Regions from separate parts of the Homo sapiens genome. Here regions 1 and 3 are each linked to region 2. A link is a loop called in an ENCODE intact Hi-C map of the cell type or tissue named here. Cell type or tissue: dorsolateral prefrontal cortex. All regions are shown on one strand. Region 1 overlaps NMNAT3 (nicotinamide nucleotide adenylyltransferase 3). Region 2 overlaps COPB2-DT (COPB2 divergent transcript). Region 3 overlaps COPB2-DT (COPB2 divergent transcript).

Region 1 (8,000 bases), 130 kb before region 2:
AAAAAAGAAAACTATGTTTTTCAGTTTACCAAAATATATCAGGGACTTTAAAAATCTTTGCACTCTTTGCTTGATAAATTCCCATTCTAGGAATCTGGCTAAGGAAATAATTAGAGATTGGGACAAAGATTTATGCAGAAAGATGTTTATCACAACAGTTTTTACAATGGCAGGAAGTAAAAGCAATATCAATGTTTAAATATAAAGGAAAGTATACCTAAATTATACTGTATACATAGCATAAAGAAACTACATAAAAGGTTTTGATGATGTGGAGAAACACTTATGAAGGAAGTGGAAAAAAATCAGGATACAATACTGCATATAATCTTAAGTATATAAAAATATGACTATACTTCCCATCTGTTAGCATGTCTAAATAGAAAAGACTAAGGAAATACACTAAAAACTGATGGTGTTTTGTAGAAAGCAGAATTAATATTGTTGTTGTTATTTCTGCTTTAAATACTTACATATTTTCCATACATTCCATAATGAACACAGTTTGATGTTTGTAATTGGGGTAAAATGTAGAGCAATTAAAAACAGGAAGGTGGAATTTTTCTCAGCATAAGTTTGGCTTTTGATGAGATGGCATGTGTGTTACTAGTGACATATTTCTAAAGGACCATTTTGTGTGCTGCGTATTTTATTGGTGTGCTGTTATACTCTGGGGTTGCAAATTACGTGATGAGCTCGGCAATTTCTGGCTGCCAGAGCCTTGCTTTGCCCATCACTTCTATGATTTGCAGGCCTCCTTGGGCTCACCCAGAGTCATATGGATTGCTACATTCTGGGCTGCTTGGGTGTGACACTTTGGGATGGATGATGCCTTCAGTTCTTTAACAGCTGACTCTGTCTGTCTTTTGTGAAGGTGGCGCCCACCCATGGCTGATGGAACCAAGCACAGCTCAGCCACATTCAGAGGATTCCCTCTCCCAACAGAGCAGGCCCTTTATCTGTTTCCGTTTTATACTGAATGTTCCAAGGTGGCCTTGTATGGTAAATTTAGGTGCTGCCTGTCAGATGCTTCATCTCTCATGTCCTGTTTAGACCCAGAAGTCCCACATTTCTGAGTGTGTCTGTGAGGTACCATGACAGACATCACTGTTGGTGGCAGTGTTCACATGCTGCGCCAGACAGGAAATTTACATTGCATTCTCTCCATCACTCAATTCCCATAACTTCCAAAGAAAGCTTTACTATCCCCATTTTATGGCTGAAGAAACAGGCCCATAGGCTAAGTAATTTTCCTGAGGGTACCAGCAGATTTAAAGTTGAACCCAGAGCTGACTGACCTCAAGATTGGTGTTCTTTGATCTCACAGACTTAGGACAACCAAACTTTCAAAGATCCTAGTGGCACTTCCCTCACAGTCTATGTAAATTTCAGTTTTATCTACCTTTCAAAGCCCTTAGCTACTCAAAGGTAGAGCACACTGCCCCCAGAATGCCTATGGACATCCCATTTGTTTATGTATCTGTATCACTGTTAGGAGAAATCGTATTGATTTCTTTATACTACACCCTGGAGTTACATACTTAGGACTTGGATAGAGTCACTCGGTCTAAAAATTTTGTAACAGTGTTGTAAATGGATTTGGAAGAGATGTGTGAATGCGTTTGTGAGCCCTGAAGACAGGACTGCCAGGAATTAGAAGTCTGAGGCCCATGTTGCCCGAGAAGTGATCTATCACATGGTATTGTCGTCATGAAATAACAGGCACCACCAGCCTCACAGACATGCCTTTGATTTGGGGGGCAGGGGAGGTGTGGGCCCTTGTTCCTTCTAGGCAAGGCTCAAAGTGAATAGTATTCCTTGCTGTCATTGTTAATGAATCAAACGGTACCCAATGTTGAAACTGACATGCAGAAATTGTCCCCACAAAAAAATCTATTGGAAAAAGGAGGTGGTATCTTCTCTGTTCTCTGACCTGTAGGAAGAGAGGGGGTGTGTCCCAGGTCCCAGCAAATCCTGGAATGAAATGCACATCATAGTACCTCCCCCATAGGAAGACCACATAAAACTACCTAATTGTTTGAAAGACCAAACACTGTTCTCCTTTATACTACACTGGTTGGATAGATAAGAAATTGGAGTAAAACTTCACAGATGCAGAACCGTTCAAATATACATATGTGTTGTGAGCAATGGGACCAGCCCAAATTAGTGAAAAGTGTGAGTTACTGAATAATTGTTAAATGCTGTTTTATTGGTTTAAAAAGGCCAGACACTGGGAGACAATTCATAAATGTTGAGTGGGTGTTTCTATGAATAGAGTGGTAGATAAATGAGTAAATGGATAAGTGAATGAATGAATAAATGAAGGGTAATATCCTCATTTTAAAGTTGAGATCACATGAGGTATTGAACGTCAGAACCAGAATTTGGGTGTAAGGTGTCTGGCTCTAGAGTCTTAGTTTGTAACCACTAAGAGTTCATACATGCATGAATGAAGGAATGTTTGAATATCGTTTACTAGACCAGTATTATGCCGCTAGAGCATTTGAAAAGTGTGTTTCTGTGATTGCATATGTTGCTTTAAATGAGTCTAGAGCTCATCATCTCATGGATGGGGAAACTGATACCCAGAGAAAGGTCTTGGCTCTGGCCGCACAGCAGCCTGTGCCCAGTTGAGGCCAGGACTCAGACTTCTCCATGACACCTCCAGTCTCTCACTTTCCATTCCACAGTTGCTCCAGTGCTTTTGTGTGAACTCATCTCTCTGGTCCACATTTGGATTCCTTTAAAGGTTCCACCTTAGAGGATCCTAAACTGACCATTTACACAAGTTTTTCTCCAGTATGGTAGCCCTGGAGCCTCTCTTTACTCAGACTTTGTGGTGACTGACAGGGGCCAGTACTCTGGGACCCCAGTCTTTGCCATTTACTGAAGCTGGGATCAGCTTCTGGAAGAATCAGAGACCCTGCAGCTTGTTTCTAGCATAGACTTGGATTTCCTTTGCTGATTAGCTCACCAAGAGGGACACGGATAGTGCCAGGAAAATCAGTCTGGAACTCTAGGAAGGGCTTCTCCAGTATAATGCAGGTACAGATTTCCACCAGCAGGCAGCAGCAGAACCCAGCAGTTACAAATGCCACACCTGGAGGATGGCTGCCTGGGTTTGACACCTGACTTATCTGCCTAACTGAGTGACCTCAGGCAAGTCACTTATCTCTCTCTGCCTCAGTTGCCCCCTCCATAAAATGGGCACAATACTCACCTCATAAATTGTTCTGGGGTGCATATGGTATTATACACATAAAGAGCTTAGTAGTAGTGCCCACAGTAATCTCCCAATAAATGTTATGTATTATTTCATTATCACAATTAGCATTCTGTTAGAACACATTCCAAAGGATTATCCACATTAAGCATTGTTCTAGAGCTTTGTTTTATTGGAAACTGCAATGAAAAGGCCACCAGCTGGAGTCTTAGAGACCTTTTGTTTATCCAAAGAGCCTTTATAATTAATCTTTATAGTGAGATTGTTATATAAAAGTGCCAGGTACTAGTTCCTAGTAACACAAGGGCTGAAATGGATTTCAAATAAGGCAGTGACTTGTCCAAGGCCCATGGCTTGTTGGTCTCAGAGCTTTCAGAACCTTACCTTCTATCAGAAGACACAGTACTGGGTACAGCACAGCCACCTTTAGAGCACTCTGCCTTGGTCCAAAGCAACCACAGACAGACTTCTGTTAGAACACTGAAAAGAAAAAAAATCGTATTCCTTGGCACTTTTCCAATATTAAACAAAAGGTGTATTGATTAAATCATTACTTACAACTGTATTCCCTGAAATGGCTGCAGATTCATTTACATGCTTTTTCTTTTCAAGTCATGAACATGGAGACACTGAGTTCTCGATACATCCAAGAAAAGCATTTTGTGAGACTTTCCAATGATGTTGTCTTTCCTGGCAGTGACCTCTCTCTAACTTTACTGGGTCCATCCTTGTTTTTGCAGCTGTGCCTGAGCTGAAGCTTCTCTGTGGGGCAGACGTCTTGAAGACCTTCCAGACCCCCAACCTCTGGAAGGATGCGCACATCCAGGAAATAGTGGAGAAGTTTGGCTTGGTGTGCGTGGGCCGAGTAGGTCACGACCCAAAAGGTTACATCGCAGAATCTCCCATCCTACGGATGCACCAGCACAACATTCACCTGGCCAAGGAGCCTGTGCAGAATGAGATCAGTGCCACATACATCAGGCGAGCCTTGGGCCAAGGGCAGAGCGTAAAGTACCTGATTCCCGATGCTGTCATCACGTACATCAAGGACCATGGCCTCTACACCAAGGGCAGTACCTGGAAAGGCAAAAGCACCCAGAGCACTGAGGGCAAGACAAGCTAGGGAGGGGGGACTCAGCACCCACACCTCCTCCAACAAGCTCCTGCTGGGGAGAGGGCTGTTAAGGTTTCTGTTTTACTTTGGTTTTTGCTTCTCCATTTTTCATTTGCTTTATTTCTACAGTGATTCTACTTCTGAGGAGTCTTCTGTCCCAGGAAGAGATACCTTCTTTACAGGAGAGGAAAGGTCTAAATCACAAGGATAGACATTTATCAAAGAAGTTAAAATGGTGTGGCAGGTCATTAGGATTAGGCAGAATCTCTCAGAGCTGCTGGACAAGGAGGTCTACTTATTTTGTGTGGATGGTAATTATGGCATGCACGCTGAATGCAGTTCTGAGCATGGCAGCGGCCCCTGAGGGTCAGATCAGAATTGCCCACAATGTGTTTTTTAACTAGGACCAGGTGCAGCATGCTAGTCTTGATTGGAAAGATTTGACAGGATGCTAATTACTGAACAGTGGGTTTTGTCAACGCCCTGGTTTCAGAATATGAACTGAGGAGTCAAACAGTTGGAAACAGCACATTGCTGATTTACACTGGATCTTGCCTTAGAAACCATTGTCTGCCTGCCTAACCAGCTTTTCATAAAATTTAAACAAAACTCTTTCTACGTAGTGATCCTCAAGCAATATTTTTGATACAGCAAGTGTCAAACTTGCTATAGCATAAAAGCCGGGGCTCCTGATTTCCAGGTTTCTAAAAAGGAACTGAGGTAAAACAGATGCCTGACCGTTTTAAAGGATCTTTTTTAATGTTTTATGACTGCCTGTCTGTTTGAATACTGGCAAAGGGATAAATAATAAATTGACATCAAAAAGTACTAATGAAAAATTTCTCTTTTTTCTTCCTTTGTTATATTATTAATGCCTGATGTACCAGCTGTTGCTCTTCTTTTTAGCTGCTTCATGAAATTTGCTACTGTTCCAATTGAACTGGCATGAATTTAAAAGTTTGTGTTTCCAGGTAGTAGGAATGGAGGAAGCAATTGCTTTTTGGTGCCACACAAACGGCCTTCTAAAAGAAACCACTGGGCCGATAGCTCTTTTCAGGTAGGTCTCTGAAATATTAGAACAGGGGCCTCATGTGCATGTAGGATTTGTCATTCCGTTACCAAATTAGGGAAAGGTTTTGATTGGCCTAATTATGTTTGGGTTTACTCATTATACTTGCTGACCACATGACTGAATGCATTCAGAATTTACGTCTCCATGGTTTTACTCTGGTTCATCCTTGCTACAGGTTTAGTCATGCAGAAAAACAAAGGGCCCGTTAGGAAGAATCTATTTTCTCCCCCCCCGCAAAACATCTCAGTGTTTGCATATGTGTCATGAAGTGAAGTAGGAAATCAGGATTTTCTGGATCCAGCAAGGTCAGGGTGGGGAGCAGATTTTGATCCCTGCAACCGCTGAAGCTGCCAGCCATTCCTCACCCTAAATGAACTCTGCACTCCAAGAGGTCCCTAAGGACCCTGAGAATCCAGGGGGATAGGAATCAGACAGCCTTGTCCAAAAGCTGCCACAGCAAGCTGTGTGACTTTGACTAACTCCCTTCCCCCACTGTGAGCCTCCATTTCCCTGCCTCTAAAATGGGAGGTTTAATCAGACACCTCTAAATTATCTTCTAGTTCTGGTTTTCTAAGACTCTGAGTGCCTCTGACTTCAGCCTACCCAGCCTTCTTTGGATCCAGTGCATGTCTAGCCAGACTGGAAGCTCCCCAGGGGCAGAGAATCTTTGTTTCCAGGGTCCCAGAAAGGGCCCTAATTATATGGATCTCTAATTTCAAATCAATAATTTTTATTCTTATTTCTGGAAAAGGGCCTTCAAAATTATACAAGGTTTTGACTCTACAAAATGGATTTGCCATTTGCCCTGATGACAGTGTAGACAGAAGGGAAGTGACAATGTATTTGAGACCTGAAGGGTGAGTTCACAAGATCTGGGGATGGGTGGAGGCAGCTGGCTTTCAGGAAGAGGGAACATCACATGCAAAGGCCTTGAGGAAGAAGAGGCCAAAATGTGCAGCATGCTGAGCTGGATTCATCATCACTTCCTGGAGAAGGGGTACCTTATTGCATCATGCACCTGACAGCAGGTGTCTGAAGCCCCCATGCCCCTGTCCAGGCTTTCCATAGGCTCAGGGCACCAAGTCCAACCAGTCTGGAGGTGATGTCATCATCTCCCTGATCCATGTGTGCATCATGCAGCCCCTACCAGGCAAAACATCCATTTCTGAGCCTTTATGTTGTCTCTTTCTAAAATAAAACAACAAAACCTACTTCATTAAATACATATATAAATAAAACATTATATGTCTTAATTTCTGTACTCTCACTTTATCTCATTGATTCATGTAGCCTCCTTTTTTTAGCATCAGAAGAGAAATATGTATCACTGCTGTGCTCCTGACTTATTGTGTTAACACTGACCTGCATACCTGATTCCACATTCCTTTCCGTTCCCTCGGGTCTTTTCTGCATCTGCTTTGCCAGGGTGTTTTGTTTATTTTGCAAGAACAGAAAAACAGTGGTTTGGGCTCCTGAGTAAATAGAATTTCCAGCCTTAAATAAAGGTTCTCCTGTGATAGCATGTAGTGCCCAAATGAGAGGAGCTCTGTATCCTAGCCTGAGGAAAGGATTTTTCATTTATAATACTGTCTGTGTCACTTGGGACGGAATGATGTGAAATCCCATGTTAAACCAACAGCGCTCCAGATTTGCAAGGTACATTTGGTAATTGGGTTAATACATGAATATGAATTTCCTTATCCCCATCCTCACACTTTCTAGGCTAACAGTATTTCTGCCCTCCCTTTCTGCAAGGATCTTCATGCACAGATTGTGTTCAGTTTCAGTCATGAAGTTATTTTCCTGGATCAAAAATTGGCATTATAGATATACATGTGTGACTAATAAACAATCTGTAATAATGCATCTAGGCACACGCCTCAGAGTATTTTAGTATTGTTGAAATAACCTCATAGAGGATTGTTCATGGCACCACAGACTGTGAGGACTAGAGGGAATCTTCAAATTCATCTTGTCCTACATTTCCAAATTATCAAATATGTAAATCCCACAAATGAATGGAGTTTCACTACTAGAAAGAATAATAATAATGTGTTCTGTGCATGAGTTTGGGGAGGCCTCCTTTCTGTTCCCCTGTTGAAAATCTATAATGTGTGGAGTGCGTGCCCTCTCAGTCCTACCTTCTATACACCCGCTGTATGGAGCTGCTTTTCTCCATCCCTTCTGTTGCTTCTCCATCCAAACTGCCATCATCTCTCACTTGGATCACCCAACAGCCTCCTAACAGGATGCCCCAATCCAGTCCTGACCCCTCCAGTCCATTCTCCACATAGCAGGTAGGGCAGCTGTATGTGTGTGCAAATCTGGTCATATTACTTCCCTTCCCAAACTCCTTCTGAGGGACATTAAGAAAATGAAAAGATAAGCCACAGACTGGGGAAAAAATTGCAAAATGTATATCTAATAAACAATTTAAATTCAGGATATCTAAAGAACTCTGATGACAAAAATAAGAAGACTAACAACTCAATTAAAAAATGACCAAAAGATTTGACTAGACATGTGCGGGAGACGGGAACACAGCAGGCCTGATGTTGCTCTGTAGAAGGGTCTGCCTGTGGAGCTGG
Region 2 (8,000 bases):
ATGTCTCTTTAGCCTCTTTTAATTGACAACATCCTCACTACTTTTGTTTTATGTTTTTATGACATTGACTTTTTAAACAGTACAGGGCTATTTTCTTGTAAATAGTCCATATTCTGGATGTGTCTCATTGTTTCCTAGCCTCCTAGCCTGTCAGTGACTGGCTGAGCCCAGGGAAGCAGAGCAGGGAGGAATTATGTGAATTTCATGGTAAATAAAAGTTGTGATGTGTGGAGAGGCAGAATGGTGCCTTGGCAGAGAGCAGGACAAGCATTCAGGAGACCTGGCTTCAAAGCCCAACCACTGCCTACCAGTTGTCTGCCTCCTTGGACTTCCCCACCAACCCACCATGCATAATGGGGGACAGGCCCAGGTGATGTACATGGTTAGCAAATACAGCCTTAGGGAAGGGCTCAAAAAAGGATAGGAGCCCATGAGAGAACACAACAGTAAAATTGAAGGCAACCCCATTGGCCAAAACCGGAATGAATTGAGAAATAAGTAAACAAGAAAAGTATTGCATTATAATTCATAAAATAAATATCCACGATTCCTTACTGATATAAAAATAAAAATTCCAAAAATAAATTGGGAAGAAGGGATAGTTCTTACTTACAGAAGAATTCCAATTAATAAATGTAGATGAAATGGGAAAATATTTTTAAAAGTCACCATTAGGCAAACACCACAGTAATAATTATTACAGGCAAAAATCTACCAATGGCTGCTCAAATTAGTATAAGAAATTTTGAGGAGAAACAAAATAGTTGCATAGTGTCAAATACGTCCTTCAAGATATTCACTAATTATGAAGAGAAAAATGGTAATTTTACAGTGAAGAAAGCCAGCAGATACTGCCTTCACCAAATGATCAAGGTTAATTATCACCAGTAATAAGACTTATTGACATCATGTACTCCCTGATCCATAGACTGAGGTCATATCACCGTTGTATGCCTGCCAAAAATGCATAACCTCAATTCAATAGTGAGAAAACATCAAGCAAACCCCGATTGACAGTTATTCTGCAATATAACTGACTTGCCTTATTTAAAAGTGGCAGGGTCACAAAAGACAAGGAAAGACTGGAAAGACTGAGGAAATGTCACAGATTAGAGGAGACCAAGGAGACATGGCAACTGAATGCGATGTGAGATCCAATCAATGAAAGAACTGGTGAAATTCACATTAGGCCTGTTGCTTGATTAATAGTAATTAATAACACTCATAACATCACTAATAGTACCCATGTTAATTTCATGGTTTTGATCACTGTATTATGGTTATTTAAGATGTTCCTTTAACATTTAGGGAAGCCAAGCAATGCATATATGAGTACTCACTGTACATTTTTTGCACCTTTTCTGTAAGTCAAAATTTGTTTCAAAAGAAAAAGTTAAAAAAAAAATAGCCACATGTGTAAGTAAAGTTGAAGGTCTCCTAGCCACTGTGGTCTGAAGGACACAGATGAAAGTCCCCTACCTTCAATGTTTTCCCCTCCAGCAGCCTGTCAAGACGCCTGAAATCCCACCATTCAAAACACATTACTTTCTTTTTCTTTTTTTTTTTTTTTGGAGACAGAGTCTCACTCTGCCTCCCAGACTGGAGTGCAATGGCGTGATCTCCGCTCACTGCAACCTCCGCCTCCCAGGTTCAAGCAATTCTCCTGCCTCAGCCCCCTGAGTAGCTAGTATTACAGGCGTCTGCCACTACGCCCGGCTAATTTTTGTATTTTTAGTAGAGACAGGGTTTCATTATGTTGGCTAGGCTGGTCTCGAACTCCTGACCTCAGGTAATCCATTACTTTCAACGAATATTTTGTGTTTCTGAAAGTCCAGAGAGTCACGTAATGTATTTATTGAGCACTTTCTATGTTCAGGGACCTACTAGGTACTAGGGATAGGTAGTGGATAAGGCAGACAGCACCTCTGCCCCACTAGAGCTTATATTCAGCTGTAGCCTCTTAGTACAATGTTAAGATGAGTTGGTTTGCTTCAATTCCTACAGAGGCCATAAACCAGGATCCTAAGAAGAGGTAAATTTGGGTAAGTGAAAGAGGGGAGGCTAAAGCTTAGAGCATACAGCTGCTGAAAGATTTAAGAACTAAGCGTGACACTGAGACAAGTAGGATGGTGCACGAGGAGAAATACAGTTTGAGGAGTTGAATACACATGAAAACTGAATTGAACCTAAAATAATAATAGCCAACCCCTGGAAAGCACTGGTTATGTGGCAGGTACTGTTCTCATGAATTTATATGTATGGTAACTCCTTAGACCCTCACGGCAGCCCTGTGGGGCAAGGTACTGTTATTATCCCCTTTTGCAGATAAAGGAGCTGAGGCGCTGAGGGTCGCACAGCTGGTACGTGCTGGATGGAGTTGGGCCATGGGCCTGGGTAGTTTGTCTCTAGAGACAGTACACCTCACACGCATGGACTGCTGCTGTTCCCAGAGCTGAGCGACAACACTTTGGCACAGAGAAGGAAGGAGAATGGCAAAGCCAAGATCAAGTCCTCGTATCTAGGTCTAAAGGAGAGAAGAAGAAGAGGAAGAGGAAGAGGAAGCCGAGTCTTGCTTTGTGTGAGTGCTACTATGTCTTAAGCAGGATACCCAGTGCTTTCCCTGTATTAGTATCTAAAATTCATGCTTCTGAGATACTGTCATTCTCATTTTACAGAGGAGGCTTAGAGAGATGAAGTATTTTGCCCAAGGTCACATAGTTCTAGTAACAGGTGAAGCCAGGATTTAGCTGATTTATGGAAAGCTTTAGATTTGGTTGCTCTCAGTCTCACCACTGGCCTAGCACTAAATAAGCATGTGTTTCTCTCTCCCTCTCTCTCTCTCTCTCTCTCTCTCTCTCTCTCTCTCTCTCTCTCTCTCCTCTCCCCCCACCTTCCCTCTTCCTCTCCCTCCCCCTCTCCTCTCACACACTAAAGTTAATTATTTAATGCCCGTAATATATATCTTGAGGATGGCATTTTGCAGCACTGAGCTTTAAACAGTACATGTTTAAATACATTTAATCCAATGAATATTTCAAGGTAATTAATCTCCACAGCGTGAGAGAATGTTCAGGTTTCCCAGCACATCAAAATACATCTGAATCAGCTGAGGAAATGATTTGCACACTCTGCAGTGGGTTGAGAAAGATTCACTTAAAGACTTTCAGATCTGACTCCCTGGTGTTAACGAGCAGAAAGGCTGCTAAAGAGAAGGATTAAGGCGCCTCCTAGTGGTTATATTTATGCAAGGAGAGAATATGGCTAACAACTATTGGGCAAGAGGACTACTTGTTTGAGTTGGCTGGGGTGGAAGAGTTTTGTTTTGTTTGTTTTTGTTTTTGTTTTTGGAGAGTACTATCCTGCAAATGTGTGCACATACACATATGTACACACATGCATAATTCACATAATTTTTGTGTATCAAATACACATCACCATGGTACGTGGCACCCGTGTTATATGCTACTGTTTTATGAGTGTGGGAGTATGGTGGAATAACAGTGGGTGAGAATTTGCATGGGTGCCTACCCACATGATTTTGCCTGGACTCTCTAACCCTTCTGCAGGTGTTGAGATGACTATATTTGTTGAAGATTTAGTTTGAGCCTATAGAACTCAATGGATGGAGTTAATTGGCCTGATTTCCAACTCATGACGTTAATAGTAGTAATAGCTGCCATCAACTGAAGGATTATAGCTGTGGCCATATATATGTGTGGGTTTCATATGCTATATCTATATATTACTATACATAGTTATAGTTATTACTATAATATATAATACAGTAATTATTACTATATTACTATAATAATAACTATATCTAGTAATATACAGATAGCTATATATACATATAAATGTGTATATATAATCCCATGTGATCCTCTTGTCAATCCTGTAAGAGATTAGTGTCATTAACCCACATCACTGATGAGAAAACTGAGGCTCAGAACTTGAGCAACTTTTCCAAAGTCACACAACTTGTCAAAACCAGGCCTGCTGATTCCTGAGTCCATGTTATTAACTTTATACTGCCTCTGCATCACATTTCACACGGCAATGAACTTGTGCTAGCAGTATCAAATCAACTAATATTTATTATTTACCTGCTAGAGGCAACCTACTAGTAAAAGACACTGTGCTTGGTACTGTTGAGGGAACACACACACACACACACACACACACAAATTATGATGCCTATCCTCAAAAATTTAATAGTTTTATTGAATAAGATAATAAAGATAATAAAGACTTTAAAATTTAAGTCTTTTTTGAAAAAAAAATATTTAAGGTGACAGAATAACCTTAGAAGATAGGGCATTAGACAACACTTATTTAATTGCCAAATAAATAAGAATTACCATGGGGAAGGTCAATTCAGCGGGTATTTGAGCTGGGTTTTGAAAGTTGAGTGAGCGAAAGGGGCAGGTAGTGCTTTCCTGAAAGGAGGCTACTCCAGAGAGCCATGAAACACGGTGAAGTAGCCAGAAAACACTGGGCTGGGGACCTGGAGCCCCAGAGACTCAGTCACAGGCCTGCTGAGGACACTTAGGCAAGGCATCGTTGCCTCTTTACACCTCAGTCTCACCATCTGTACCTTTAGGCAATTGGCCCCACTCAGAACCTCTTTGGCCTAAAATTCTACATTCCGTAAGTCTAGCAATTTGAACTGAGTCATAGTCCATAAAGGACTACAGAGTGTCAGGAAGTTTTATTAGTGGTGGAGTGGCTGAGCTGTCATTTCAACCTGCTCACCATCTGGAGGAAAAAGGGGCAATACCTCTCATCCACACTCATAAACATGCTGAAGGGTTCCTTTCATGGTTAATGGCAGCACACCCTCTGGCACATGCGGAAGGACCAAAGATATGCAGTACCATTACCTAGATGGTGGGTATGGCATTACATATCAAGATGTTTTTCCTAGCATCATGATTTGGTGCCTTACACACGTCACTGTGTAATAGAAAAAAGACGGTATCATTGGGAACCCGACCTGAAAAAACAGCCCATTTGTGTACTTTCCCATGAATGGTTTGTAGTTCTCCACATGCACATTCTCATTTTATCTCCAGACCTTGGAAAATGCTGCTATCTCTGCTTGGAACAAACATACACACTCATACTCATGCACACACTCCTGTGCACATATACCTTTATTCATAATATTCAGTGGCATTTATTAGGAGGTATGAATCCCAGATGATAGCTCAAGAGCACAAGCAACATACTTTATTTATAGGTTAATACAGAGCAGAGTCCCTATTCTGGTAGGTGGGAAGCAAATTTGGAGCATCTCTCTGTCCTCTTGATTACATCTAGATTCTGGGGCGGAATGAGGGGGAGCTTATGTAATGTCCTTGATGTTTCCTGTCCACACTAGCTGAGAGATCCCCTGAGCTATCTGTTAGGGAGTTCACTGTGGAGATGTTCCTTGTTCCCAGCTCTCAAGCTTTCTTAGTGGCTTCTGTGCCCAGTCCCTGGCACACAAAAAATTACTCTGCCATGCCCTGCCGTGCCACATATGGTGCCTTCTCTACTCCCTCATACACCCCTCACAGCCACTTCCATCCCTCTCTGGGTAATTCTAGCCCTCCTGGGCCTTTATGCAGGAAAAAGGCACATGGGCCTTTAGCTCTTGGGCTCCACAAATCTATTTGGTGCTTCTGTGGTCTTTTCCCCAGGGATATATCTAAAAACTCAAAAGGAGAAGACTCCTCTTCAGGACCAGCAGTAGCTTGACTTTCCTTCCCCACCCCTCCTTTCTCTAGGAATTCTTTCTGAATTTCAGAAGTTGGAAGCTTTCAGAAAGCTTCTTCGTGCAAGAGTTCAGTCCAATCAGGAGAATGCCCTAGGCAGGTTCATAATAAGGAACATACAATAAAATAACTGATCTCTGGAGGTGTCAAGATCATACAAAAGACAAAGAAAGACCCAGGAACAATTGGAGACTGTCAGAGAACAGGGAGAAATGACAATCAAATACAATGTGGTATGTTGAATAGTATCCTGGAACAACAAAAACCAAAAAAAAAAAAAAAATACATTAGTGGAGGCCAGGCGCTACGGTAGCTCATGCCTGTAATCCCAACACTTTGGGAGACCGAGGGGGGCGGATCACCTGAGGTCAGGAGTTTGAGACCAGCCTGGCCAACATGGCAAAACCCCATCTCTACTAAATACACAAAATTTAGCCAGGCATGATAGCACATGCCTATAGCCCCGACTACTCGGGAAGCTGAGACAGGAGAATCACTTGAACCTGGAGGCGGAGGTTGCAGTGAGCCAAGATCACGCGACTGCACTCCAGCCTTGGTTAATGGTATTGTGCCAATGTTAATTTCCCAGTTCTGATCATTGTTCTATGTTTACACAAGATGTTAACAATTGTGATAGTATAGGTGAAAAATATATAAAAACTCTGTACTATTTTGCAATTTTTCAGTAGCCACATGTTCATTGCTAGTACATAGCAATAAATTCATTTTCGTATGTTCATCTTGTATCCTACAAGTTTGCTAAACTCACTTATTAGTTTTTATGTAGATTACTTGGGATTTGCTGTATAGACTACCATGTCATTTGCAAACAGGGACAGCTTTATTTCTCCTCTCTAATATGTATGCTTTCTATTTCCTTTTATTGCTTTTTTGCTTGGGTTAAAACGCCTATCACTGTGTTGAATAAGAGTGATGAGAGTGGAGATCCTTGTCTCGTTCCTGATCATAGCGGGAAAGCACATATTGTGTCATTATTGTATTTTTCAGTTCTAAAATTTCCATTTGGTTCTTCTTTATATCTTTTATTTCTTTGCTGATACTTTCTTTTTACTTTTCTAAGACTTTTAACTTTTGTTTCAAGTATGTTCATTAATGGCTCATTGAAACACTTATGATGGCTGTTATAAAATCTTTGTCATATAATTCTAAAATTTCTGGCATCATGGTATTGACATCTATTGACTGTCTTTTTCATTCAATTTTAAATCTTCCTGGTTCTTGATGTGACAAGTGATTTTCAACAGAAACCTGATCGTTTCTATTGAAATGATCTTTATCTTATCTGAACCTTCTGTTTTAGCTGACTTCTTCTGACACACTGCTCCAGCAAGGTGGTAAGGGGTGGAAGGGCATCTCATTTTTGCCAGGAGTAGGTTCCCCGCTCATCCTCCATGGGCACTTGACAGGATAAGGGATTCTTTGCTACTGCTAGGTGGGATTAGAAGTTCCAGCTTCCCACAAGGCCTCTCTACTGAGACTTCCCTAGCTGGGAGGAGTAGGAGTACCTTATTACTATTCCCCACATGGCCCCTGCTGACGCCATGCAGGTGGCTGAGAGGGTGGCTTTCTTACTGCTAGGCCTTCTCTATACTAGTCCACTGGGATGATGGAGGAGCACCTCATTACTGATAGTTTAGGGAAGAAGTCCAGGCTTCCCACATGGTCTCCACTGACACTGTGGAAGGGTGGGTCTCGTTATCACCCAGTGGAGATTAAAGTCCCAACTCTCTACTTGGCCTTCTCTGGCACCACCCCAGTAGGGGAGTTGGGACAGTTCATCACAGCTAGGTGAGGGTGGACATTTAAGCTCATAACTTGGTCTTTGTTGGCATAAGTGGGGTGGAGCAGCATTTTTTTCCTTTGGTGCTTGGCTGGAGTACAGAAATTATTACAGTTATCGTCTAAAAGTTTTCTGCCTTGCTAGGCTGCCTTTTCCTGGTCCACTGGTTAATGAGAACAGGCTTTTATTTGGGCTACGTTTGTTTGTGTCCATTGGTGTTTCTATGTTGCTGACTTCTTCAGCTCCAAGTCTGGGAAATACAGTGCAAAAAAGAAAACCCAGGGAACTCACCATTGTGTCATTATTTGGGTTCTGAAGTCCCTAGATGGTCTTTTATGGTCTTTTATACTTATGGAGAGAAATAGGTGGAAATATGTCTCCTCCATGTTCCTGGAAGTGAAAGTAAAAAACTGATTTTACAAATTTGAAAACATCTTGAATCA
Region 3 (8,000 bases), 81 kb before region 2:
TGACCTGTGTATACCAAGGCAGAAAAAGCTGGTCTGCAGAGAGAAAAATAAAGCAAATATGCAGAGAGAAGCCTGCAATGGAAGTTTCCATGTTCCTGGTGGCTTTTTAGATTGTGGACACAATAATCCTTTGTCAGGCCAAGTGACACTTCCCACTGGAAGACCTTAAGACTTATTCCTGTAGCTTCATATCACATTTCTCTTTCAGGCTTAAGCCAGTAGAATTTTGTTACTTTAAACTATAAGAATATTTTCTAAAATAGCCACTAATTTGGTAATTATCACGTACCTCTTGAGATTTCCCAAGATGGTTGTCTTGTATTGCTATTTTTTTCTATAATGTTTATATAAATATAATATTATATATAATATACACTTATACTTTTATTATATGAGTCTTATACATATAATAGCTTTGTTTTATACATAATCATGTGAGTTTGTGGGGTGGGGAGGCTACACTTAGCATATCTCTGCCATACATACCCTCTCACCTTCTTGAAGTAATTATATCAATTTTTTTTTTTTTGAGATGGAGTCTCACTCTGTCACCCAGGCTGGAGTGCAATGGTACAATCTCGGCTCACTGCAACCTCTGCCTCCCAGGTTCAAGCAATTCCGGTGCCTCAGGCTCTGAAGTAGCTGGGACTAGAGGCGCCTGCCACCACACCTGGCTATTTTTTATATTTTTAGTAGAGACAGGGTTTCACCATATTGGCCAGGCTGGTCTTGAACTCCTGGTCTCGTGATCTGCCCGCCTCAGCCTCCCAAAGTGCTGGGATTACAGGAGTGAGCCACCAAGCCCAACTCAATTTTTTAAATTACTTCAAATACATGATCACTTGTAAACATGTTTAGCTCTGAAGTGTGGAACTTAGAGGGCCAGGAGGAAAAGCATGACACTTGACTTTTACTTTTCATTTTATATCATGTTATATGATTTAAGTCATTTTAAAATGAGAATATATTCTCTTTATAATTAAGAAAAAGCTAATACCTCCTAATGAATGAATGAATCAAGGCAGTGATATCATAAAATAGAGAGGCAACCAGGAGGTGCTTGTGCCTCCTACAACACAGCACCTATGACGTGGTCTGCCAAGAGGTCAACTCTGAACCTGATCAAGACTTTGGATCTAGCTACAAATTTACAGAAAATGCAGAGATAGAGGGACAAATTAAAGGACATTATAGGGATGCAATCAGTAAAATGTAGACTGAGAGAAATTCTACAGAAGACTGGTTTCTTCTTGAAATAAATTGCAAGGAACAAAAAAGAAACCAAGAAGGAACCCACAGACTAAAGGAGATTCAGGAGACATATCAATCCATTGTACTACATGGCCTGTATTTGAAGGCTAATTTGAACAAATAAACTGTAAAAACAAAATAAACTTTAAAAAGGTAATTAGGGAAATTTGTAAACTGATTGGATATTTGATATTACCAAAAATACTGTACTGCTAAATTTTCAGGTGTGACAATGGCATTAAGGTCATGTATGTTAAAAGTTCTCTTTTAGAAATATATGCTAAAATATTTATGGGTAAAAGGGCATAATGTCTGGGATTTGTTTCAAGATAACTGAGGAGGAAAATAATAGCAGGAATGGAGTTGAAATGAGACTTGCCATGAGTTGATAAATTTTGAAGCTGGGTGATGGGTATATGGAATTCATTCAACTATCTTGGCTGCTTCTATAGATGTTTGAAATATTTCATGATTAAAAACTTTTTTAAAAGCAAATTAAAATAAATAAAATTTAAAATAAATAAGCCTGAACAAAATCAAACTCCATCTGGCTTCACTGTGAATCCCCTTGCAGAGCTGGTTGGCAGGGTTAGGCAGGCACTTTCCACTGTAGATCAAAGTACGGAAAGCAATCACTTCTCCTGGAAGGGAAGATGGAGGGTGAAGCTGCTTGTGAGTGGAAGCTGAGAAGCTGCAGTGCACTCTGGCCATCTGGTCTCCCTCAGCTCACAGGTGCTCTGGTTTCTAGGGCTGCACTGGGAAATGTGGTGCCAGCACCATGACTACAATACATCTCCACTCCATCTCAGCTAGCTTGCTCTACCACCCATCTGCAGCCAGCTTTCTCTGGCATAAACCATCCACATGGACCTCTGTAGCCAAGGGGCTGTTCAGAGGTGTGTGGGAATAATGGATCATCTGGAGCCAGATTCAGGTTCAGGTGCCCCAGTAGTCCAGGAGTGGCGGTAGGAGGCCACATCAAGGCAGTGGAATGGAGAGGAGGGGTGTTTGCAAGCAGCAATGCTAAGGGAGAATCCAAAGGACTTATTGAATGATCACATATAGAGAGAGAGAGAGATGGGAAAGCAGAAGAATCCAGAAAAAAATTCCCATCAAAAGTGCAGGGCAGTTTATTTCCTTTATATCCTTCGATCTTCACCATGAGTGTAGTGGACCACTGCCAATTTGCTTGTTGCACCTCTGTTCCTGAGGCCAACATGGAGGACAGCAGGGCACAAGAGATGAAGAGGTGCTTCCTTATTTAAGCAGCAGGAGTCAGTCCTTCCTGAAGTCAGTCCTAACCCTGTACTTTTTACTTATAAGTCAATAAGCAAACCCAACCCTTAACTAGTATGAGTTGGGGTTCTATTATTTGCAACTAAAATAGTCCTAACATAACAGTCTTGTGAGATAAATATTATTATCCCCATCTTCTTGATAAATAAATTGAATCTCTGAGAAGTTAATAAAATTGGTTAAAAGTATGCACTTATATATGTCAAAATAAGATATTCTTTCTTCCTAACCCATTTTTTTCTTTCCTCATTCATCTTTTATTTGAACTACAGAATAAGAGATTTTTGTGAGCATTGAGGTTATATAACAGGAGGTAGTCTCAGTGTTAACCAGAGAATTTTCCTGTAGACATTTAAGTTTGTTTGTTTGTTTGTTTGTTTTTGATACAGAGTTTCATTCTTGTCGCCCAGGCTGGAGTGCAATGGCATGATCTCAGCTCACTGCAACCTGTCTCTCTGATTCAAGCAATTCTCCTGCCTCAGCCTCCCAAGTAGCTGAGATTACAGGCCTGCACCACTACACTCAGCTAATTTTTTTTTTTTGTATTTTTGTATTTTTGCATTTTTGGTAGAGATGGGGTTTCACCATGTTGATCAGGCTGGTCTCAAACTCCTGACCTCAGGTGATCCACCCGCCTTGGCCTCCTAAAGTGCTGGGATTACAGGCGCGAGTCACCACACCCTTAAGTTTTAAAACTTAAGTACATTTAAGTTTTAAAACTAGAAGGAACTAAAGCCCCCTCCAATGCTGCCTAGGACTTCTAAGATCTAATCTGGCACCCACCACCCCACTACCACAAACACACCATTCTAACAGATCCTAGACCCTGGAGGTGGGAGATAGGAGGTGAGGGGAGCAGAGTGGTGATAAGACTTAAGTAGATGAAGCAGTGGAGAAGGAGGATAGAGACCTAGAGGAGAAGAGAGCTGAGGTGGTTTTAAAATATTTTGGCAAATTCTTTGACACAGCTTCTTCAAAAGGTGCAGACTAATTTCCTTTCACTTGAATGTGGACTGGCAGCAGAAGTAATGGTGTGTGACTTCCAACTCTAGGTCACAAGAGGTATAGCTTTCTCCTTGCTCTCTCTTCTGGACCACTTGATCTGAAGGAAGCCAGCCACTAGGTCATGAGGACATTCGAGCAGCCCTGTGGAAAGGCACATGTGGAGAGCAACTGAGACTTCTCACCCACAGCCTGTGAGCCACCATTAAGAGAAGATTCTCCAGCCCAGCTAAGCTACTCTTAAATTCTGGACCCAGAGGACTGTAAAATAATAAATATTTGTGTTATTTCAAACTACTAAGTCTTGGGGTAATCTGTTACAAAGCAATCAATAACTAATAAAGGAACTCTCAGATACACAATCAGGTTGGTTTCTGGAACCAGGAAGGACTGCTGTGCCCTGTCTTGTGAACCCCATGTGTCTGGCACACCAGTTCACAGCAAGACTTTCTTTCCACTCTGCAGGGTTTTGTAGGCAGAACTAAGAGGCAGCACTGGGATTGGCACCTGGGTCTCTGTGATGCCAAAGACTCTTCCCTTCTCATGAGGACACATTGCACAGTCTGGGTGCCAAGAAGCTACAAAAAGGGGACCCTGTAGCAGGTGGGGGAAAGAGCTAACAAACCTCAACTTGTTCTGAATCCTAAAGAGTCCAAAACTAAAGGATAGAATAAGATGCCAGTTCTCCTATCAACTTAATTACTTAATTAACTCAATGGAAATGTGATTAAGGTAGAGATTGAGATGAGATCATACCGGATTATGGTGGTCCCTAAATCCAATGAGTCTCTCTTTATAAGAGATAGAGACACACACACAGAAGGAGGCAATGTGAATATGGAGGCAAAAACTGGAGTGATGTGTTCACAAGACAAAGAATGCCAAGGGTTGCTGGCAACCACTAGAAGATAGCAGGGACCATTGAACAGATTCTCCCCTTGGAACCTGCAGAAGGAACCAACCCTGCCAACATCTCGATTTTTTTCTTACTTCTGGCCTCCTGAACTGAGAGAATAAATTTCTGTTATTATAAGCCACGAAACAAAAACACCAAGACAAACAAGAACAAGAACAACTACAACAAGAGCAATAACCCCAATGAAATAAAATAAATAAATGAGAGCAATATCAGATAACAATTTCAAAATGGCCTTGGGGGATTGAGATATCTCCCTGAAGTCTTTCATTCCTCGGTAAATGTGTGTTGACCACTGGCTCAGTGCTGAAACCATGACTGGCCATTCACTCAGGAAATGTCACATCAGGACAAGGGACTGAATGAGTACTCCAGAGGGCCAGTGCTCCAGGAGCTTGCTGGCATCTAGAGGGCAGTGTGAGATGCAGGAATCTAGAAAGACTCCCTGCAAGGGGGTTAAATACTTCCAAAGCTAAGGGGATATTTCTAGCAAGCACAGATACACAACCCCAGGTGTAGCGCTGTAGGCTGGTCCATTGTGTGGGGGCATTACCAGAAGGAAGAAGTATCTTTCTGCTTCTAAAAGAAGAACCTTAAGGGAGCAAGGCCTTAATCCAAAAAAGTGCTCTTAGACCCTCTGTGATGTCTCAGACACTGTGAGAAGTGGCAGGGGAGTTAGTTTCAGGGAACTTCCAGTGCCCACAGTAGCACCTTAATTCCTGTCATGTAGCATCTGCCCTGCTCATTTTGGTGTTTAAAGCCCCCTGAAGTCCCTTTTCTGAAAATCTGAACACTCTCTTTCTGTTTGAGCTAGGCTTGTCTCCTGAAGTGAATGTGATGGCTCCTGCACGACATTATTTTCCTTCCCATTTTCTCCTGAAAAATGCCTGATCCTTCCCTTTCTAGCAATTCTTACGAACTTGCTCAAAAAGTGCTTCCTCCAAGAAGCCCTCCTTGAGTCACTCTTTTCTAACTAAGTTTACTCAATTTCAGTTGGTTTGGTTCTGCTGAAATCTTGGCAGACAGGGGCCAAGTCAGGTTGCATATCAAGGAACTCTTTCTTACTGACCCATTTGATGACCACAGGGCCTCCATTAGACTTTCTCTAGCCAGGCAGGACCTAGTCTCATGCTGTTCACCTCTCCCTCTCTGCTGCTCCCTGAGTTCTCTAAGTTACTGGGTACAAAACTGTGCAATAAGTTAATTAATAGCCTGAACTTCACACAGTGTGTTTATCAGCCCAACCTTGATCATGCTTACATTTATGGCCCTTCTATGAAGACCTCCAGACCGTGTTAAGAAATCTTCCTGCCACGTAGCCATAGGTGGGGACCTTTGGCCCACAAAAGAGGCCACCTCTGAGAGGGTGCTGTTCTTCAGATGAGGTGGGCATTGCATCACCTAATCTGGGGTATGAAGATAATGCTTGGATATGTCTTCAGAAAATCTCTGCTCTTTTGCACTTTGGGACTCTCATTATTTTATAGCCCCTGATTAATAAACCCTCAAGGTTGCTGTAATCAACCACAGATTTTTCCCCCCAAGCCCTGCCTATTCTTCAAGACTCAGCTAAAAGCCCTACCTAAGCAAGATGACTTTCCCTTTGCCCTAGATAACCACTGCTGGCTAACATTATATCATTAATAAATTTTATTCTTTTTGTATTCTACTTACTCCCTTAAAAACCTTTGAATTAAACTGTAAATCAAAATTTAAATAGCAAAATGGTTAGAAATTGGTGATAATATTAAAACTACATGGGAAAAATATTTGCAAATTACATATTTGACAAAGGACTCATATCTAAAACAATATGGAACTCTCTAAACTCACCAGTTAAATAAAAAAAAAATCCAATAAGAAAATGGGCAAAAGACTTGAGTGGACATTCCACCAGTGAAGAAACAGAGATAGTAAACAAACACATTAAAAGATGTTTAACACAATTAGACATTAAGAAAATCCACATTAAAACCACAGTGACATACCACTAAATACTTGTTAGAATGGCAAAAATTAAAAATACTGATAATACTAAATGCTAGCTGGTACTAGTGCAGAAATAGACACATAAACCAATGGAACAGAATACAGAACCCTGAAATAAAACTGCACACCTACAACCCACTGATCTTTGACAAAGTCAGCAAAAATAAACAATGGGGAAAAGATACGCTAGTCAATAAATGGTTCTGTGAAAACTCCCTAACCATATGCAGAAGAATGAAACTGGATCCGTATCTCTAATCATATACAAAAATTAACACAAGATGGATTAAAGATTTAAATGTAAGACCTCAAACTACAAAAATCTGAGAATAAAACATAGAAATACACTTCTGGGCACTGGTCCAGGCAAAGAATTTATGACTAAATTTTCAAAAGCAAATGCAACAAAAACAAAAATTGACAATTGGGACCTAATTAAACTAAAGAGCTTCTGCCCAGCAAAACAAAACAAAACAATCAACAGAGTAAACACACAACCTACAGAATAGGAAAAAATATTTGCAAACTGTGCATCTGACAAAGAATCTATAGAAAACTTGAATAAATCGGCTGGGCGCGGTGGCTCATGCTTGTAATCCCAGCACTTTGGGAGGCTGAGGCAGGCGGATCACGAGGTCAGGAGATCCAGACCATCCTAGCTAACACAGTGAAACCCCGTCTCTACTAAAAATACAAAAAATTAGCCAGGCATGGTGGCAGGTGCTTGTAGTCCCAGCTACTCAGGAGGCTGAGGCTGGAGAATGGCGTGAATCCCGGGAGGCAGAGCTCGCAGTGAGCCGAGATCGCGCCACTGCACTCCAGCCTGGGGACAGAGCGAAACTCCATCTCAAAAAAAAAAATAACAATAATAATAATAATAAGCATAAGGACAATAGGAGGAAGAAATTGCTAAAGCAACAAGCAGAAATTAATGACACTGAAAACAAAAATAAAACAAATCTAAGAGTTGGATATTTAAAAATAAAGACACTACTACCTAATAACCAAACTAAGAAAAAATAAGAAATCACAAATACATAAAACTAAAAATAGAATGGGGAAACAGCCACTGATACAGAGGAAATAAAAGTAAATACAATTATTTCCTCAAAAAATGGAAAATTTTCAAGTAAAATAAGAAACACCAAAACTGGTCCTAGAATAGGCAGAAAATCTAAAGAGACCAATTGCCTTAGATGAAATCAAGAAAGTTATCAAGGAAATATCCTTTCCCACAAAAGCACCATGCCCAGATGGTATCATAGGCAATTTTTAATTAAATCTTCAAGGGGCAAATGATACTACTGCATTTTTTCTTTCAAGGTTTCGTGTGTGTGTGTGTGTGTGTGTGTGTGTGTGTGTGTGTGTATAACTTTGTTCCTTTTTGTCTTTGTTCTTTCATTCTCTCCACTTTAATGTTAGCATATTTTTACAAGATGTGCATTGTTCCATGGTACTATATTTTTAACTTATGTAAATGAGATTGTGTTATATATCTCATTGTGTTTCCTACATTTTTTTTTGCTTCATTCATTTGGGAGGGGGG

What was found. Peaks named below come from ENCODE experiments on the same cell type or tissue, not always from the same donor. Only the 100,000 strongest peaks of a DNase experiment are listed, where the experiment ranks them.
Region 1: a loop joins it to region 2, with 13 times the contacts of the local background. A loop is called at or near these places in 88 of 110 quality-filtered maps.
Region 3: a loop joins it to region 2, with 6 times the contacts of the local background. A loop is called at or near these places in 6 of 110 quality-filtered maps.

What each region holds. Positions count from the first base shown.
Region 1 is chr3:139,557,359-139,565,358 of GRCh38, reverse strand. NMNAT3 (nicotinamide nucleotide adenylyltransferase 3) reads left to right here. Exons shown (of 7, transcript NM_001401600.1): 7 at 3,967-5,168. The coding sequence ends at 4,349. All of the region lies in intron 3 of COPB2-DT (COPB2 divergent transcript), which reads right to left. Among named protein-coding and RNA genes, the nearest start is that of RBP1, 22 kb to the right of the region's middle. In dorsolateral prefrontal cortex, CTCF peaks have their summits at 2,876 and 3,075; a DNase peak (open chromatin) is centred at 3,069; H3K27ac peaks cover 2,197 bases.
Region 2 is chr3:139,422,963-139,430,962 of GRCh38, reverse strand. COPB2-DT (COPB2 divergent transcript) reads right to left here. Exons shown (of 5, transcript NR_121609.1): 3 at 7,849-7,947. Among named protein-coding and RNA genes, the nearest start is that of COPB2-DT, 37 kb to the right of the region's middle. In dorsolateral prefrontal cortex, CTCF peaks have their summits at 3,028 and 3,227 (motif pointing left); no DNase peak of the experiment used is centred here; H3K27ac peaks cover 353 bases.
Region 3 is chr3:139,503,844-139,511,843 of GRCh38, reverse strand. All of the region lies in intron 3 of COPB2-DT (COPB2 divergent transcript), which reads right to left. Among named protein-coding and RNA genes, the nearest start is that of RBP2, 31 kb to the right of the region's middle. In dorsolateral prefrontal cortex, CTCF peaks have their summits at 4,662 and 4,866; a DNase peak (open chromatin) is centred at 4,847.